Regions from separate parts of the Homo sapiens genome. Here region 1 is linked to region 2. A link is an interaction called in ENCODE POLR2A ChIA-PET data of the cell type or tissue named here. Cell type or tissue: GM12878. All regions are shown on one strand. Each heading gives the region's core, and the rest is flanking DNA. Links, peaks and the distances in the headings are about the cores only. Region 1 overlaps PLCL2 (phospholipase C like 2). Region 2 overlaps PLCL2 (phospholipase C like 2).

Evidence for each region. ChIA-PET counts read pairs that join two places held together with the same protein. Peaks named below come from ENCODE experiments on the same cell type or tissue, not always from the same donor. Only the 100,000 strongest peaks of a DNase experiment are listed, where the experiment ranks them.
Region 1: POLR2A ChIA-PET joins it to region 2 with 7 read pairs; 2 of 35 experiments call an interaction of 5 or more read pairs at or near these places.

What each region holds. Positions count from the first base shown.
Region 1 is chr3:16,987,495-16,990,422 of GRCh38, forward strand. All of the region lies in intron 1 of PLCL2 (phospholipase C like 2), which reads left to right. Among named protein-coding and RNA genes, the nearest start is that of MIR3714, 56 kb to the left of the region's middle. In GM12878, for the core only: no CTCF peak of the experiment used is centred there; no DNase peak of the experiment used is centred there.
Region 2 is chr3:16,913,294-16,916,221 of GRCh38, forward strand. The region is part of intron 1 of PLCL2 (phospholipase C like 2); the gene reads left to right. Among named protein-coding and RNA genes, the nearest start is that of MIR3714, 18 kb to the right of the region's middle. In GM12878, for the core only: no CTCF peak of the experiment used is centred there; no DNase peak of the experiment used is centred there; H3K4me3 peaks cover 731 bases; H3K27ac peaks cover 1,428 bases.

The DNA of each region.
Region 1 (2,928 bases), core at 140-2,639, 74 kb after region 2:
CATCTTTACAACATTGTTGAATTACTGAAAAATACGTGACATTTATTAATACAGGCTCTACTCAAGTGGCTCTCCAGCAGTTCAAAGATCTGTGTTTAGAATTGGACAATACATGAAAAACTGACACTAAATAAGATTCAAAATATGCCAGTAAGTTTTCTAATGACTAAAGAGACAAATGCTGCCTTTGGAGAAAAGTAAACTGATCACAAGCCTAAAAGTATATTTTAAAAAGTAATGTGATATAAATTTTGATTCACGTATTCTCTTCTTTTCTCTCAAAGTTTAAATGTTTGAAAGTTACCATTATGGAGATTATAAAAAGCACTATTTGTCTTTTACTAAATGTAAAGGACAGCACAAACAACTTTCAATAGATGGAAAATTAAAGTAAATGTAATAATTTAAAAAGTAAATATACTATGCCAGTTCTTGGCCAAATAAATGAAGCTATTAGCTGTGTGCTTTGTAAGGATTTTGATGGTAAAAATATAAATGAACGAGCAAGCTAAACATTGGTATTTCATTAGTAACCAGAGAACCATGGATTTGTCAAGCCTGGGATCCGATGGAAATTCTACTAGGCTAAAGAAACCAAGTTGTAGTCCAATGAAGATTTTTTGCTAAAAGTAAAAAGGTCGTGGAGTGTCTCCGCTCTGCACAACTGTATTGGAATTGGTTGAATAACTCAGTTCCTCCTTCCCCAGTAAACAGGGGCTTCAACACAAGAGCCAGATACATTTAAAAGCAAAAGACATCTTTTTCTTTTAATTTGGTCGGGGTATATTTAGAACCAACAGAAACCAGTTCTGTCATGGTGAAGGAAAGAGCGCTTTAAGCACCCTTTCATGTGAGTGCCTTTAGTGCTAGTTGACTTTTCCTTAGAAATTCATTTCACAGTCTTAGTGAAGATACACCAAGTATTTTGCAGTTTCATACAACTTTTGTTGAGATTGACCATTTCCTTTTCTTGAGGGAAATGGAATCCCTCTTGAGTTCTATGAAGCCATTGCTGACGGTGGCTGCGGTCTGGGTAGTCTTTTCAGTGGACAGTGGCATCGGTTGTCAAAAGGAACTTGACATTTATGATTACCACAGGTTGAAAGAAGCTACCATCTTTTTTTTGGCTGTGTCTGTACTGCAGTTCTATAAATGGTATAATGTTGTGGCCTTCAGGAACTACAAATTATTTTTAAGTGGTTATCCTGACTGAGCAAGCTGATTTGTATCAACTAGGTAGCTGAAAGTGAAATGTAATTTGCATCTATTAAGCCTTTAAACTTTCAAGCAAAATATGCTTTTCATAACATGGAGGAAAAAAAAGGTATTCATCATTTTCATAAATTAACCTGGTTGTAATATTAGTTTTTAATTCCATTTCAAGTTATATTTGTGTCCTAGCATACATTATAGCCTCTTAGATACTATCAGGCATATGAGGTCATTTAAATAGTATTTGATGATTTATTTGGTCAATTATTATAGAGATCTATAATAGATGTCTATAACAGAGCTGTTTTTGTTCTCTCTCTCTCACTTTTTTGAGAACAGTTGTAACATTGCTTTCTCTTTATGGCATTTGGGGTGATTTGAGGTGAGTGAACACTGGGATTTTTAGCAATTATGTTCATTTGTAATTTTTAAAGGTGTAAGACCTACAAAATGTTATTCTTCCAAAAAAATTTATATTGGCCTCATTTACATATATGAATGATAGTCCCTCTTTCCAGATACTCATTTCTGAGTTCAATGAATATTTGGTGAGTGCTTTCTTTGGGCAAAGCACCACATTAGAAAAGTCAGGGTGAATTTGGAATTAAAATATGACAAGTCCTTGCCCTTAAAAAGCTTATCATCTAGACCTGCACTGTCAGATACACTAGCTGCTAGCCCCGCTTTGATTATTGAGCACTAAAAAATGTGCGCAGTCCAAATTGAGATGTGCTGTAAATGTAAAATATGGTGGATTTCAAAGACTTGAAAAGAATCCAGGTATCTCCATAACTTTTATATTGACTACATGTGGAAATGATAGTATTTTGGATATTTTGAGTTAAATAAAATTATTGAAGTTTATTTTACCTGTTTCTTTTTAGATTTGTTAATGTGACTAGTAGAAAATTTTCAATTACATATGTGGCGCTCATACATTTTTGGACACCATTGATGTAGACATTGTCTCTGCTTCCTCCCAATACTGTCACTAAGGGAAAGTATTCATCTACCCAAAGATAATTAAGTGTCCACCCCATAAATACAAATGTTTATAACCACAAACAATAGCAATAGAAGCATAATGATTTCTTGTTAGCCCTTTAATTGGCCCATTATTATGTAAATATGTAGCTAGATAGCGTAGTTTTTTTTTCACTGTATGATAAAAAATAGTAGTAATGCTGAAACCAAGGTTTGTAGGTGCTCAGACAGGATAGGAATAATAAGAAAGGAAAGAGGGGAAAGGATGGCCATTCTCATCTAATAATGATTGCCTGAAGCATGTAAAGATGTCAAGGAAGCGTATCTGAGATTGTCACTCAACTGGGAATGATATAGGCAGAGGAGATAGCTCTGATCAAATCCTCACAAAATGCATTATATAGGAGAGAATGATGAGGATGACGATGACGATGATGGTGATGATGATAGCAGTAGTAATGTCAACCACATTAATTATACTTGACATTTATTGGGAGCATCAGAATCTTTAGTGGGCATTTCTACCTTATCTTGTTTAATAACAACAACCCTAGGATACAGTACTATTATTGTAGTCCCTGTTTTAGGGTTAGCTACACAGGAAGGGCTGGTGCAGAAGACAGACCAGAGCCTGACACCCAGTCTTTTTCACTTAGGTACTCTATAAAGGGCTGCCTGAGTTCATGCATTTTAACTCCCTTCTGCATTGGTGGTCAGAGGCCCTGCGGAAGC
Region 2 (2,928 bases), core at 225-2,724:
CCAGCTTTCCTCTAGGGACTTTTCTTACCCATTCGCTGGAAATTTGGTTGTAGGTGTGCCCTGTATCTTTTATCTAGTAAGACTCTTCTGTGGGTTTACTAATTTTCATTTAGAAAGAGGATCACTACCTAATGATGTAAGGTGTGGTGTAAAATTTTTCTCAATTATATTTTCAGATTATTGCTGGGATTCTGTTATGATTAGTAAGCAAACGAATTAATATTTTAATGGTTGACTGCCTTCTGATATGTTTACCTCAAATTATATCATTTTAAATTATAGATTTAAATTTTAAGAAAAACAAATATTTACATTTAGTCAAAGATTTTGTGAAATGACCTTGTTTTGAGAAAGAGAAATGAAGTCCAATTACTGAATAGAATATGAATATATAAATATATTTATGTATGTGTATATATGTAAAAAATAGCTGTCATGTAGTCATTATTTTTGTGACAGTGTATTGCTAAAAAGATCTTCATAATAATTTTGAATAGAACACTGGGGGTGCTAGATTTAGAAATTAATGATTTTATGGAAGAAAGATCTGCCTGTAAATTTTGCTCCTATTATGAATAAAAGGGAGACCCTTATTTCAGATTATCGAAATACAGGGACTGTAGCATTAATGTAACACCCACTATAATGTGTTTCTTTTAAAAATGTTTTCTTCAACACCCTGTGATATATGACTTGCCAGATTCTCTGATCCTGGGGCCCTTTAGCAGCCATGCTATGTGTTGTCATAATGTTTTAAATTTGTGGCTCTAAAATGCAATTCAGTTGTGTTTAGCCAGTGTTGATCTTTTTCTTTCTTCTTAATTTGGGACTTTCAGTGTATGCCATTACTTATGAGAAGTGCTTTAGTTATGAGTTGTGGAGAGAGAAAGTAGTTGGAGAGAAAATTAAGGTAACTCTAACATAGATCTTAATATAGTCTATAAAGTTTTCATGAGGATAATACAGTGAGTTTTATATGTGGAGAAATATATAGAACAGTGAGTGGAGGAATTAGGGAGCAACATATTCAATTTAATTGTCTTAAACACTAATATGATCTAAGAGAAAGATCATAAGAAAGTTGTCAAGTTTTCTAAAAGAAAGAAAGTTTTCAAAAGATGTATTTCTCAAATTCATCTGTCATTAAAATTAGTATGTTGAATTGGATTCTCAGCTTATAAATTAAAATATAAGTGTTCTTACATGATAAACTGAATTTAAATTTCCAGGTTTTTTTTTTTCTCTTGGTGGTCCAATTTCATTGTATTAAAATATGTAGGTATCTATCTTTTTGCGTAGATTTGGTAAACTTTGGTTTTCATGAAGTTAAAATGAATGATTAAAAATTTGTATAGAATTTGTTAGCGTCTTCTTGTTACAGGATTTAGGGGGTATGTGTGATTTAAAGATTAATTCATAAAATATTTCTTTATTTATTTTATGTATTTTTTATTGTTTTTAGAGACAGGGTCTCACTCTGTCACCCAGGCTGGAGTGCAGTGGCATGAACATAGCAGCCTCAGCCTCCTAGACTCAAGTGACCCTCCCTCCTCAGCCTCCTGAGTTGCTGAGACATACAGTCAAATGCCACAATGTCCAGCTAATTTTTAAATTTTTCTGTAGACAAGAGATCTTGCAGTGTTGCCCAGGCTGGTCTTGAACACCTATCCTCAAGTGATCCTTCCACCTCAGCTACCCAAAGTGCTGGGATTATAGGCATGAGCCACTGCCTCTGGCCTAAAATATTTGTATAAATTGAAAGACAATACTTTTGAGTTTAAGGAAATGAAGATTTGATCTGCTTTAAAGCTGTCTTAGTAGACGGATGTTGGAACAAATCAATTAAAACATATCTTTTATAATGTGGTAAAACAAAATTAACATAAGCTGAGCAATGCATAACATTAGTGAACATTCTTCTCGCTATGAGGTTCATGCTTTTGATAAAGGTCTAGAAGTTGCTTCAGACGTCATTGAAATTTTTATATTTATTCTCACCTTGCCTATTTATTTATTTACCTTGCAGTCTTTTTTATTTTTAAGGTGAGAGATTCTGGGTACTAATATACACACATTCACTGTACACTGATATTTAGCCAAACCATGAAATAGAAAAAGCTGGCATATATTTACTGTTAGAATCTTTGAAATTTTTCAGTGTATATTTCCTGTTATAGTTATTCATGCTCCATAATTCATGGGTTTTCTTGGCACTGGCAACAGTTACTTCCCTGTGGTTTAGATATATTTTTTTGTAGTATAGGTAGGTTTCTTTGCTGCTCTCATATTTTTCCTTTTAATTTTATTATTTTTTTCCTCTTCTTATTCAGATAGTGTTTCATCTCTGTCATTAGGAAACTACTTCTCATTGATTTATTCTGTTTATGCAGTTTTTCCTTCCAAATTCATCAACTGAACTATGGGAAACTTTGTTTCTTAAAAGGTTATTTTGACATTATTTGGGTCAGGCCAGGTTTCACATAGGGAAAAGGACAATGCTTCTGCTTTGCCTTCCCATCCACCACTAACAGCTTTGTGAAAGGAGAGAGAAGTAGAAGGAAAGGATAGAGAGAGAAGGAGGGACGCCTCATTCAGCTTACATTTCAGAAGCAGGGAATGCAATAAATAACATGAAGAAAGTCCAGGCTCAACTCGCTCACACCTCAGGAGGTGATTCACGAGCATGTAACACAGCCTGCTAAGGTTTCCATTATTCATAATTAATTAAATCAAAGCATGCTTAGTAAGGGCCCATAATCTTAAAAAGCATTCTGTGTTTTCATCTGACTAAAAGTTTTTCCTTCGCTTGTTGCAGACGACAGCCGACTTTAATATTATAGCACCAGCACGGTACAGTTGACTCAGTAAACCTGCCACACTGTGGAACAGAGGTTTGGGGAAGAATGTGGAATGTGAAATATAAGACTA